Regions from separate parts of the Homo sapiens genome. Here region 2 is linked to region 1. A link is a contact called in ENCODE Hi-C or POLR2A ChIA-PET data. All regions are on one chromosome and are shown on one strand. Each heading gives the region's core, a stretch centred on a gene start or an enhancer-like site at or near the end of the contact. The rest is flanking DNA. Distances are from core to core; before and after follow the strand shown.

The links. Hi-C counts contacts between places; a loop is a spot of excess contacts on that map. ChIA-PET counts read pairs that join two places held with the same protein, here RNA polymerase II (POLR2A). Pooled maps may share reads with other maps.
Region 2: a map with no recorded cell type shows a loop between it and region 1 (9-fold over the local background). The contact joins the enhancer-like site here to the promoter of GBP4 in region 1. A Hi-C loop is called at or near these places in 2 of 37 single-sample maps with no recorded cell type and 8 of 50 pooled maps. POLR2A ChIA-PET finds 5 or more read pairs at or near these places in 1 of 52 experiments (activated T-cell).

What each region holds. Positions count from the first base shown.
Region 1 is chr1:89,195,303-89,202,070 of GRCh38, forward strand. It overlaps GBP4 (guanylate binding protein 4), which reads right to left and starts at 3,640. Exons shown (of 11, transcript NM_052941.5): 1 at 3,493-3,640; 2 at 1,808-2,002; 3 at 1-122. The coding sequence starts at 3,532. It overlaps LOC107985076 (a long non-coding RNA gene), which reads left to right and starts at 3,045. Exons shown (of 3, transcript XR_002958332.2): 1 at 3,045-3,106; 2 at 3,201-3,756. RefSeq lists a silencer at 3,444-3,738.
Region 2 is chr1:89,714,209-89,720,974 of GRCh38, forward strand. It overlaps LRRC8C (leucine rich repeat containing 8 VRAC subunit C), which reads left to right. Exons shown (of 3, transcript NM_032270.5): 3 at 1-5,325. The coding sequence ends at 774. Among named protein-coding and RNA genes, the nearest start is that of LRRC8C, 84 kb to the left of the region's middle. Within about 2 kb of position 5,488, at least 8 of the 41 ENCODE cell types and tissues checked have a DNase peak (open chromatin) inside an H3K27ac peak, as active enhancers do.

The sequences.
Region 1 (6,768 bases), core at 2,390-4,889:
TACATCGCCCAGGCCCTCGGTGTCCAGAAGGACCAGGGTGTGGTTTGGCTTAGAGAGGTGGGGCACACACCACATCCAGATGCCCTTAGTTTCAGACTGCACCGTGGAGCCCAGAGGGAAGCCTGCAGGGAAGAGGAAAAATAACAAACAGTAACAGTGGATAGACCAGGATGTCCCAGGATTACACCGGTTAAACTTGTAGGAATGTTTAAGTGGCTGACAGGGGAAAAGGGTTGTTTCCATCTCAGGCAGGACAACTAATCTGACCTTTATATGTATTAAGAATTTTCTCAAACTTGTTTTCTTTCTTAAACTTGTTTAGTAGACAGCGGTTCAGTCCCTAATGGTGCCGAGCTGCTGAGCCAGAGAGGAAGTAGGACATTAGGGGGAAGAAATGGCTGCATGGTCTTTCTTTAAAAACAGAAGCACCTAACAGAGCCATAGGTAGATTGTCTTAAAAGTCAGTAAGAACCAAAAGAGAAACCTGGTAGGAAAAAATAATTTAAAAAAAAAGCTTTCACAAAATAAGAAATGAAAATGGCAATTGATATGTGAAAAGGTACTTAAACTTACTCATAGTGAAATAAATGGCATGCAACAATACATTCTACAGGGCAGCACAAGTTAAAAGGCTTTATGTTACTGAATTTTTCGCAGGATGTAAAATTCTCAGTCACTGCTAATAAGCATGTAAATTGCATTTGAATTTTGAAAAGCTATTGGACTTTATCTAGAAATTTTATGTACTCTCTGATTCAGAAATCCCACTTCTGAGAATATTACACAAAGGAAGATTTTGTACATGTGCACCAGGATATAAATAATAAGAGTATTAATGACAGCCTTATTCATTAAAGATAAAAACTGGAAAAATACCAATTTTCAACAATAAATAAATGTACTGTCCTTAGGTAGTGGCATACTGTCTGAGGGTATAAATAATGGGTACACATAGTAACTAGAGAAAACTTATAAACTTCTTATTGAGCAAAAGAAGCAAGACATCCAAAAATACACACAATATAATTTCCTTTATGTAAAGTTTAAAAGCAGACCAACCTAAACTATGTTTTAGAATGCATATATATTATGTAGAACCATTTTTAAAAACCAAGAGTCAAAGAAGTGTGCCCTGAAAACAAAAACACTGGTGAGTTCTAGTGAAGGTATGACAGGGTATGATTTTTGGATGTTTAGGTTTGGTAATGTTTTATTTCTTGATCTGGATAGTGATTTCTCATGTATTCACTTTATTAACTTCACTGTAAAGGTATGTTGTACATACTCTTCTTTATGTGTCATAGTTCACATATTAGAAAGACTAACTAGAAGGGAATATAATTTATCAGAGTTTTGCCATGAAATGAAGCAAAAAATTAGAAATGGTAGCCCAATTTAAATAGAGGATACACAAGAATTATAATGCCTGTCCTTCTTCATATTTATTTTTTAAAACAGGATCTATTAAACTATATTTGTGTGCTATTTGAAGTGACCAGGTATCCTACACAAAAGTGATGAATGAGAAAGAAAGGGAATAATTGCTGGGGCTGAGCCCCTGAAGAGGTGAGCATAGATGGGATGAAGAAGACCCATGGAACGGATCTTTCGATAGGGTTGAGATGATTCTTTACTATTGGACTAAAGAGTGATATATATTTGAGATTGTAAATTTAGTGGTGAGAATTAGAAGTTTTCTTCATTGGGAGAAGTCATGCCCTTCTTTAGGATGACCCTAGAGGGGGTGTGATCAGCTGTGTTATCACTGGTTCCAAGTAAATGGCTCCTGTCCTAGGACCACACTCACCATTGCGCTTTCCTGCAAGACGATTCATGAGATAGGATTTTCCTGTGCGGTATAGCCCTACAATGGCCACCACCACCACGGGCTGAGAAATCTTGTCAAGAATCTCTAATGCCTTTGAATTCACTGTCAGCTGCTCTTCCTGGTTTTCCACTAGACAAATGGGGGCCATCATGATGGATTCAGATTCTGGATAACCTGTAACCCAGAAAAAAATACTCAGTAGAATACAAGATCTTGAAGTCATCCCTAAGGGCTACCTAAGGCACATACATATTAGCTTTTTGCTTGTGGAATGGTATATAAAATTTCTACATTTTAATGGTATATAAATATATTTCTACGTTTAATGGTATATAAAATTTCTATGTATATAAAATTTGTACATTTCAAATGGAAAAATATTTAGTTTAGCATGTCAAAGACTAGTACAGATCTGTTATGTACATTATTTATGATTCTTACAAGAACGCTAAAAATGCCTTGTCAAGGTGATGCATAAAATAAACAGAATTAGAAAATCAAGGCACTGATGGCAGAATAATTCCACTCCTGGAATAAATAGGGGCAGGATGTTACAAAAAGGAGATGAGGAGTGGTTAGAAAAGGCTCCAGGCATTCCAGAAGAATTTGCTCTCTCATTAATTTAATAAAGAGTATTGCGTACCTACCATGTGCTAATTAACACCGTTCTAGATTCTCAGCAACAAGCAAGGAACATAATTGATACAAACTTCTGCCTCTTGGAGCTCTATTTGTTGTAACCCAGCGAGTTACAGAGAAACGCCACACTCTGAGACGAATTCAGGAGTCCTTTATTAGCCGGCGACCGAGAGACGGCTAGTGCTCAAAATTCTCTCGGCCCGAAGAAGGGGCTAGATTTTCTTCTATACTTTGGTTTAGAAAGGAGAGGTTGGGGGGAGGGGTCTAGTTAAAACAATCCTACAGAAGTAAAGTAGGCAAAAAGTTAAAAGGATAAATGGTTACAGGAAAGTAAACAGTACTAGGTGCAGGGGCTTTAATTCTATCACAAGGTGATAGAAGCGGGGCTTTGGGCTTTATCAACCAGACACAAACGCGGGGGGCTCTGGGTGCTGTTAACCGGGCGAATTCCTGGGAACTGCGGGTATGGCTTGCCACAGTACCTTATCAGTTAATTGCATTCTTGGATGTGCTGGGAGTCAGCTTGCACAAGTTAAGTCCCTGAGGAAGCGGGTGGGTAAGGGGCTGCAAGTGAAGGAGCCGAGATGCAGACTGTCTGGCTCTTTCAGCTAAGGGAGAGTCAACTCAGGTTAAAACAAGGTAGGGTATCACATATTCTAGTGGGGGACAGAAAATTAATAAAACAAACAAGCAAAAAATGTGTATATGTATACTAGATGATGGTATTTCGCAGGAGAAAATGCCACAGCTCTGGGAGGAAGCCCGAGGAGGAGCAGCGCATCCTGGAGACACCGGTGCGCCTCTGGTCGCCGCCTGTGGACCGTCTAGAGACGCTGGGCCACACGGAGCAAAGCACTCAGGGGTTCAAGCAGCATCAGACTTCCCCGCGAGGTTCCTCCACTGCCTTTGTCACCCGCCAGTGTGAAGTCTCCAACCCTCCCCGTGTGCAGTCTGCGCTTGGGAATTTGTTGTTGTTTGTTATAACCCAAATATACTTGAAAGGTAAAGCTTAAGAGCAAACTTACCTGGTGTGGGCACTGCAGCGTGAAGAGTTCTCTCACCCATTGCTCTGTCCTCCTGCGCCTGGATCCTCGAGAAACGGACTGTTCTTAGAAGCTGAAAGTCCAGCCGGATTTACAGACATCCAAGTAAGAGTCTGTGAGAACCGAAATTGAAAGGACATGCACTTTGTGGGGAGTTGACTGTTGGGGATTTTCCTGTTTATCAAGACAGGAAACTAAAGGAGCTTGAAAGTGCTGGTTCCTCCACACCAGACTCCTGAAACTCAGGTTTGTTTGTCCCTCTTCCACCCTTAGCTTAGGTATCTTTCGCCTCCAAAATGAATATAGAGCAGCAGACATGAATGTTGTTTCATCTACCTGTCTCTCAGGGGTAATTTTGTCAGGGAAGAAATTTGAGTTTTTGTTTGCTTTTATTTTTTTTTACATGCTTATATGTTTCTGTTTCTCATCTCTTTTCTTTATTTTTTCATTAACCATAAAATATGTGTGTGTTTGTGTGTGTGTCTATGGATATCTATGTATCCTCTAACGTTGTTGCCCAGAGGTGCGGTGGTGGCAAGTAAATACTTCTCTTTCAAAACACAAACATCTCATTGAAACTGGATCTTTTGGAGGACAGGAGGATGATTGGACCATAAAAAGCATAATTTATAATTAGGAGTCTTACCCAGGCTACCAGAAAAATGGACTCAGTTCCTAAAATGACTAGCCAGTTTGTTAACAGAGTTTGGGAAATCTATCTGAAATAAATGGGTAATGATTCCCCATTTGTGCCTATCCCTTAGATCTTCCTATTTGTTTAGTAATGTCTGATTAAACATTTGCAAATTAATAAGTACAAAATTTTAGGCACTTAATCAGGTAAAATTACTGGTGCCGATTTTGATTCAAAACTTAACATTTATTTCCTATAAGCAATATTGAAAGTGAAAATAAAGCTAAGTCAAGTTTTAAATAGGACCAGTAATAAGAAATCAGGTGCTTTTTTCTCTTACCATTTTTTAATGTCAGGAAGTCCCTCTCTCTTAAAAAAAAAAAAAAAGAAGAAGAAGAAAAAGTACAGGGATGACTGAATCCAGGTAAATGTGTTTGAAACACCTGAATTTCACCAGTGGCACCCCTTTCCAGATAATCCAATGTTACTGACTTCAGATAATCATGGAAATGTTAATCAAGAAGAAATTTAGGCTGGGTGTGGTGGCTCACTCCTGCAATCCAACCATTTTGGGAGGCCAAGGTGGGCAGATCACTTGAGTCCAGGAATTGGAAACCAGCCTGGGCAATATGGGGAAACCCCATCTCTACAAATAATAATAATAATAAATTAGCTGGGCATAATGGCATGTGCCTGTTATAATAGTCCTAGTTACCTGGGAGTCTGAGGTGGGAGGATGACCTGAGCCCAGGAGGTCAAGGCTGCAATGAGCCATGGTGGTCCCACTGCACTCCAACCTGGGCAACAGAGTGAGATACTGTCTCAAAAAAAATTGTTAATTCACAGTTGTATGTATAATGATTGCACATAGCAATATGTCTATGCACATAGAAAATATACATAGCAATATGTCTGTGTTACACAGATAAAAGTCTATAAGTGTTCCCCCAACCACTACCTCCTTAAAATTAGTACTTCTAGCTCAGGTGATTTTTTTAAAATGTCTTTCTGAATTATATGAATTTTTAAAGACTTTTTTTATAATCACAGATATGCACACACATACTCATAAAAAGGAAATAACTTTTATTTTGATAAAAAGACTCTGAACATTTTTTGAATATTTTTCCATATCAGATTTTGAGCTTCTTATTTATACATTTTTTGAATATTTAAAGTGCAATGTCTATATGTTTTTGTATTTTGTGGTTAACTTGTAATTCATTTACAAGATGTATCAAATAAAACAGTTTTTTGAAATGAGGGTGTTTTACTGGCTCACTGATTTTGGAAGGAAACTGGAGGAAATGAGTTGCAGATGTTTTTAATCTCACTGAGCAAGGCAAGGAGACAGAAAGTTATGACGTTAGTAGATCATACAGGGCAAGTGATAATGTTATCTGTGTGTACTTACTTTAATATAGTTCAGAATAGTCACTGTCGTGTGTGTGTCTGTGTTTTTACAAATTGACATTCTGGAGGTAGTGATAAGCATATGAATGGCCCAATCTGGAATGATCTCCTGAAGAAGAGGTACCCTGTTCTGTGTCAACACCAAATTCTTATCAACTGGCATAAAGGATGTAGAAGTAATAATAACACCATTGTTGTTTAACAGAGGTGATTGGCTCAAAAAATAAGCATGAAGAAGTGTCTTTGTCTGTTTGGGCGTCTATAAAAAATAAGTAAATTGGGTAAGTTATACACAACAGAAATTTACTTCTCACATTCTTGAAGGCTGAGAAACACACGATCGAGGCATGGGTAGATTGGGGGTCTGATAAGGGTATGCTTCCTGGTTCATGGTTGGTGGCCCCTTGATGTGTACTCACATGGTGAAGGGCAAGGCAGGTCTCTGGAGTCTCATTTATAAGGGCACTAGTCTCACCAGTTTCATTCTCATGACCTAAGTTCATTCTCACTTCCTAAATGACCCACTGTCTAATACTATCACACTGGTGATTAGGTGTCAACATTGGTGATTAGGTGTCAATATACTTTGGGGTGATGGGGAGGTGCAAACATTCAGACCACAGTAAGAATGAATAAAATCAGACAAGCCTCCAGGCCTATGCCATCTGTGCAGTGTTCCAGTTGAAGAGCCCTGCTTTTCACACTCCATAGAGGATTTTGCCACTTGGTCTAACTTCAAGGCCAGTCACAGAGCCTCACCATATTCAACTTGGAATGAACTCTGGCTTCAAAGGAGCAGCGTCCATAGGCTAAGAACACATTACATGACTATTTGCAGCTACTTGCTATTGAATTTTTGACACAATTTAATCCAGGATTTTTTTAGTGTCATGTAACTGAAACAAAAATGGTATCAAGTATTGGGGGATGGGGATTTATGACTTCTCTGAGTTCTAACCACAAGGGGCATTTCACACTTTTAAAAATGATTCTATAACGCTTCACATTACTATTTAATTACTGATCAAAGCCAATCTACTCAGTAGTACCCAGGAACAACACATTTTCTTTGAAATTAAACAAAAGAGAGTATATTAGAAAGATGAACTAAAGCATTCAAATGAAAATGTGGGGCTCGTCGTTAAAAAAATCATCAAGAAATTCAATATAATAATTTCAAATCAAGCATTGACTTTTCTGAGGCTATGGTA
Region 2 (6,766 bases), core at 4,238-6,737, 520 kb after region 1:
CTCTCTATCAAAAGCAACGTTTCCAAAATCCCTCAGGCAGTGGTTGATGTTTCCAGCCATCTCCAGAAGATGTGCATACATAATGATGGCACCAAGCTGGTGATGCTCAACAACTTAAAGAAGATGACCAATCTGACAGAGCTGGAGCTGGTCCACTGTGACCTGGAGCGTATTCCTCATGCTGTGTTCAGCCTACTCAGCCTCCAGGAATTGGACCTGAAGGAAAACAATCTGAAATCTATAGAAGAAATCGTTAGCTTTCAGCACTTAAGAAAGTTGACAGTGCTAAAACTGTGGCATAACAGCATCACCTACATCCCAGAGCATATAAAGAAACTCACCAGCCTGGAACGCCTGTCCTTTAGTCACAATAAAATAGAGGTGCTGCCTTCCCACCTCTTCCTATGCAACAAGATCCGATACTTGGACTTATCGTACAATGACATTCGATTTATCCCCCCTGAAATTGGAGTTCTACAAAGTTTACAGTATTTTTCCATCACATGTAACAAAGTGGAAAGCCTTCCAGATGAACTCTACTTCTGCAAGAAACTTAAAACTCTGAAGATTGGAAAAAACAGCCTATCTGTACTTTCACCGAAAATTGGAAATTTGCTATTTCTTTCCTACTTAGATGTAAAAGGTAATCACTTTGAAATCCTCCCTCCTGAACTGGGTGACTGTCGGGCTCTGAAGCGAGCTGGTTTAGTTGTAGAAGATGCTCTGTTTGAAACTCTGCCTTCTGACGTCCGGGAGCAAATGAAAACAGAATAACTTATTTTTCGTTAAAGTTTGACTGAAACACGCTTCTACCAAATACAGTATAAATAATTAGGTAGTCTTAATGCCTTTCCTATTTTTTTTTCCTTTTCACACAAAATGTACACAAAGATCGCGTAAGGAGTATGTATTTTTAATAAAAATTTAATTGTATTTTTTCAATATTAATATTTTGAAGTTTTATTTGTCTTGAAACACAATGTATCTATTATCTACTGACAGAAAGAGATAGTTCCATTTGGTTTTTTGTTTTTGTTTTTTAGTTCATTCTTGTGGAAAGGAGGGAATTATAAGTTGCATGCTTTTTGGCATTTTTTAAATAGAGGAAGATATTTTGCCAAGGCCATTTTTAACTTGTTTACACCTGTACAGGGTTCTTATTTTTGTTTTCATTGTGTGTGTATCAAGGAATCTGTGCTAGTTATTTTAATACCAGCTGTCTTCTCCATTGGCCAAGACCTTCATTCAGTGGAACTTCACATAAGTGCATTGTCATAGAGTATTTTAAATGTTCCCCTGCCTCCAACAAAACCCTAAACTGTGTTATTTCATATACCTGACAGTTATTGTTATCCTTAGGCAAGGTTTTTGTGAGTGAAGAAAATAATCTTTAGTGGCTGGTATGTTTGAATTAGGCCTTTATCATTTAACTTATTTGCATTTTACCAACATTTTAAAAATATTTAAAACCTAAATACAGAGGCTCCTCCCACCTTAATCTCAATACTGCTATGTAGTACTGGTGAACAACTTTGGAGAACCTAGATTTATTTTAATATTCTAATAGATAATTAAATTTTAAAATGATAGAAGCCTGGTTTTTGAGTAATTTAATCATCTTTCATATCTTGATATGCAGCTGCATCAGATGGAAAAAAATTTACTAAAGCACCCTGTTAAAGAGCTGGTGTGCTCCAGTGAGGCCCTCTCCTTTTCTCAGCACAGTGTGGCAGTGGTAATCTATTCAAATTTTGCCTGTTACACAAAATAATCCACTTATATATACAGTCAGCCTTCCGTACTTGTGGGTTCTGCATCTGTGGATTCCACCAACTGTAGATGGAAAATACTCAAAAAGAAAGTTGTGTCTGTACTGAATATGTACAGACTTTTTCCTTGTCATTATTCCCTAAACAATACAGCGTAACAACTATTTAAATAGGATTTACATTGTTTTAGGTATTATAAATTACCTAGAGATGATTTAAAGTATATGGGAGGATGTGCATAGGTTATATGCAATTTCTGCACCATTTTATGTCAAGGATTTTGAACATCCTCAGATTTTGGTGTTCGAGGGCATCCTGGAATCAATTCCCCATGATACCGAGGGATGACTGGATATTAATCGATTTCCCTCAAGCCTGCCCTTGCTGTGAACTAGTGCTACAAGCACGGGAAATCCATCTGCTCTCTGGCTTAAAATATGTATCTCATCTAAAATTGTTCGTTAAAGTGTGAATAAATTGCTAAGTGGTTGTTGCTTAGCAATAATTTTTGCCTGACCATCAGCAGAGCTTTTATTTACCTTTGTAATTAAAATCCAACATAGCATGGGCTCTTGGGCAAAATATTTCACTGACTATTAAGCATGTAGAACAGGAAAATGAAATACACTATTTGTGCCCTTGACCTAGAACCAGAACCACTAATTATGAGAACTTTGTTTTATGTACCAAATTCACATTGACCATTTTCTGAGCTCTAGACTGATCGTAGTAAGTTTTGTGACTTAACAATGAAAGAAAGTAGAAAGATGCTTTGGGTTTTCAAAATGTTGTTTTTTAAAATTGTTCTTTGGGTGAATTTACTCAGTGCTGCTTTGAGTTGTATACAGAAACAAATGTTGGGAATTGCTCCTCAGAAATGTGTTCCTAAGTTGTGTTTTCAACTTTACATCATGAGGTGAAGCATTAGGGAAAGAGATTCTTTCGATTTGTTTAATAATCTAATTATACAGACCAAAGTGCTTTACGTTTCTGCTCTATGTTAATGTTTTAGAATGGTGATTTTGCTGATTAATTTAGACCTGGAATTGAAATAATGTGCTCAGAATAATAACATGGTTATAGTTCTTGTATGATAAAGTATTCAATTTCAGAATAGTGTTGGAATCCTGAGTTTGAATAATGTGTTGTATTTAGAAACATAGCCCTATCTGTTTTAAACAAATAATTTGTTGGCCGATTGTCCATGGTTGAGCATGACAAAAATACCTCGTCGAAAGGCAAGCTTAGGTAACTGCTGGCAAAACACTGGGTGCACTATTTTTCTGGATAAAATTTATAGTTATTTTCTATATTACCCTTCAAAAGGGATCTCTTCAGGTTAAAAATCACGCTTATGCTGAAGTCTTTATCTGGTGTTAACTAAAAATCTCATATGGGTTCATAACCGAGGTCACTAATAATTCATTTTTATCACTTGTAAAAATTTGCTCAAAATTCCAAAAAAATATTGATTTGTTTTTTAGTGATTTTGCAGGCTGACCCCCAACCTAAGTTTTGATAACATCTGGTAAGTCAGTATAGTTCTGTGACTTCATGTTTTAACTAAGAAGGAAAATTCATAGATATTCCTATTAGATTTTATAAACCTTCAAAAGTCTGAAACTTAATTTTGAGTCTAAATTTTCTGACACTGGCCCCTTTTAATATTGTAAGTTTTTGTTCACTTTCTTAAGTAAAAAAAACATTTAATTACTAGTTAGCCCTTAACTGGGAAACTCAGGTAATGAACTGCTGACTTTTCTAAAGTTCTTTAACTGATCAATTCTGTATAGAGGGATATTTATCTAACCACTTTCCGTATTTTACAAGTGCTCTTTCTAAAAAGGAATAACTATTATAGCTCTATTTCCCCAATCTCTATAGGACTCATGAGAGATTGCTTGTGTAAATATAAAAGCACCATATGTGTTCTTAACTCCTATGGCTGCTTGAAGCTCATGATGAAAAAGTCTTTTTGTCAGTTTTAATTGTTAAGTACAGAACAAACAATTGTTTGGTGATGGCCTGGTTGAAAGAGAGCATATAAATATATCCCAGTGGAACTCACCAAAGAAGACCACACCTCAGAAATTATTGCATTTTCTCATTATGTGTTGGGTTTGATTTGCTTTTGTTTTTAATGCAGCTCTTTTAATATAAAGATTCTTGATACAGTGAAATCTCTTATTTCAAGTGTAAGTTATTCTTCACCCACCCCTTCCCCTGCCATTGTATTTCCCATCTGTTTCAAGGAGTTTCAACAATTTACATTGCATCGTATGCAGTAGGTACTGCTTTTTCAGAAAGACCTGGAAAACATACCTGCTATGAATATTTTGTTCAGATGTAGCCATTTACCTGGCTCTCAAGTTGTCTTTGTGGAGAGGGTCTTAGACAAAAATCTTCCTTGTATTTACTTGGGTTAAGTGAAGTCCAAATTCTTACAGTATGCTATTTCAGGATTTCTGATATTAAAAAAGAAAAAACAAAATCTTTATATCTCTTATTAACACTTCCCCCAAGAAGGGTTGTGCTGTTATTTATTTTCTATTATAAGAAAAGTTCATTCTTTAAGTAGTTTCTTTTACCTCTAATCTAATTTCATACCAAATACCTGATCAATAGAAATGATATATTTAAGCAGCAAAGATTCCTAATCCATCATTATGAAAAGTGTCAGCATACTTAGTAGTGAACAGATAAAGTCAATTTGAATATAATTCCACTTTGTTTTTAGAGACTAAATTAAGATTCAATTAACATTATCCTATGAATTCTGAATGTGATAATGTGATTCAAACAGTCAAATTTTATTAAGCTCTTAGTAACTCAGGATAGCATTCCATACTAACCTCAAGTTAGCAAAACAAATTAGTTAAACAGCTTGGTTCTTAGCAGACTGCTTAAAAGATCAAGAAAATTTTCTCATCTTTTCTTTCTACTTAGAAACATTGCAAGAAACCTTGGACAGTCTTCACCAGACCTGCCATGATTTTATAAGATTTAGGCCTCAGTGACATGCTCCTGAAAGTTTCCTGCCAGCCATCCAAACTAAGCATCCACTCATTCCATCTTCCCAAAGTCACTCACCGATAAAGGTAGCATCCTTAAGTTCATTTTTGAAAGGTGGAGGAGGATCTCCCCCTGCCCAAAGGAATTTTTTTATCAGAATACCTTGAAAGGGGGGTATATAAATTTGGAAAACTTAATTTCTTGGCTGTGTTTGATAACAGTTCCTATGCATGGTTTTTAATGTGAGGTAAATTTGTTTCTTTCTTCAGAATACCTCTCTCCACCCCCCACCTTATTCTTCCTCTTTAATGAATATTTTTATTGGAGCTCAAACTCCATGACTTACGTGCTCACTAAGTTTTCTTTTTTCCCCTTGTTTACTCTGTCTGTATGTATGTCAAAAGCTGGCAAAACCTCTAAAACTGTCAAGAAAATGCTTGAAAGTTGATTTGTCATAGTGCAAATTCATGATAAAATGTCTTAATGTTATTTGGATATGTAGTACATAGAAACAGAAAAATAAAGTCATTTTTATAACTTAAAATAGATATTTGTCCCTCTCTTACTCATTTTTAGAAATCATGTTTATCGTTTGCATTTCTTAAACTATTACTAAAGCTCCCTTTTCTCTGCAGGAAATAAGCTGCATGCATTCTTTCACTTTGTGTTGAGCTAGTTTCTGTAATTGTGACTAATTATTTCCTTCCTTAATTCACTCTACTGTATCTACCTAAGGTGCCCCTGGAGTTTCATTTGGGTAATTAGTGCCTTCATATGTAATCTGGAGTGCAATTTCTGTACGTTTGCCAGATGAGATTGTACAATGGCTGTCCAGCTCAGCTTTCAGTAAATAGTCTTATAGTAATGACTGTGGTTACTTAAAGGAATCAGCATGATCCTGCACAGCTAGGAGGCCTCCTCTAATTAACCACATTCACTCCAGGCTTAGGGAAGCCCTCTACAAGGAAACTTTATGACCACTTACGCATAAGAAATGATGGGTAATTTTCAAAGTTAAATAGTCCCTTTACACATTTTTATTAATAATAGTGTTTATTTTACTGATCATCAGCCCTCTGGAGAAGGATTGTTGAGATAAGGAAGGGTGGTGAGTGTGATGGGAGAGGCTGTGTAAGTGTGAGTAGCACAAATTAGAAGAGATCATGTGAGAGCTCTGGAGAAATTCTGGAAAGGAGCTAGGGAATGCAATAGATTAGAGACATCTGGCGATTTCAGTGCAATCTGCACGTACAGAAAAAACTGCCCACTGCCATTCTCCACTGTCCCATCTTCTAGTCCTTTCACTTACACAGAGTATTGAGATAAACTCTGAAAAATTTTAAATTGGTTATTATTGGCTAGCAACATAAGCTTTTCGTTTGGGTGAAGAAGTAAATGCATAAAAAGGAAGTTATTAAAGTTCATTTGAGACTCAGTGGAGTATTTACACGGTCAGAGCACAAGGCCCACATATTTCTGAATGTAAGTTTGAATGTCATCCTAAATTTGCAAGTAGGAAAAAAGTGAAAGCTGTTCATTAGCTACATAATTTTGTGTGAGCATAGATGTTTGAATGCAGACTATACTGTAGGTTTCACATTTAAACATATTTGAACATATTTAGGGACAAATTATTAAAATAGTTATATGATCAGGCATATCATAAGTGATAGAATATTCCCAGAGTTTGAATATTTTGCATAAAAGATACAGGGTAGGCAATGATATCAAACATCTAAACCAAATTGGCCATTCCAATTATTTTAATCCAGGGATTTTTCTGTTATAAAGTTTGAGAAGTAGAAAATGGGCTTTCTCCTTATTTTTTAATCCTTTACAGAATTAATTTTATTTCAACTCGAGTTACATCTGGACTTTTGCCATTAAAAAAATACTGCTTGGTTCAATCCTTATTAGCCTCAGGTAAAAGACATCTCAGGAAAAGTGACACAAAAGAGGCAACCTCTAAGTTTTACATTTTTTAT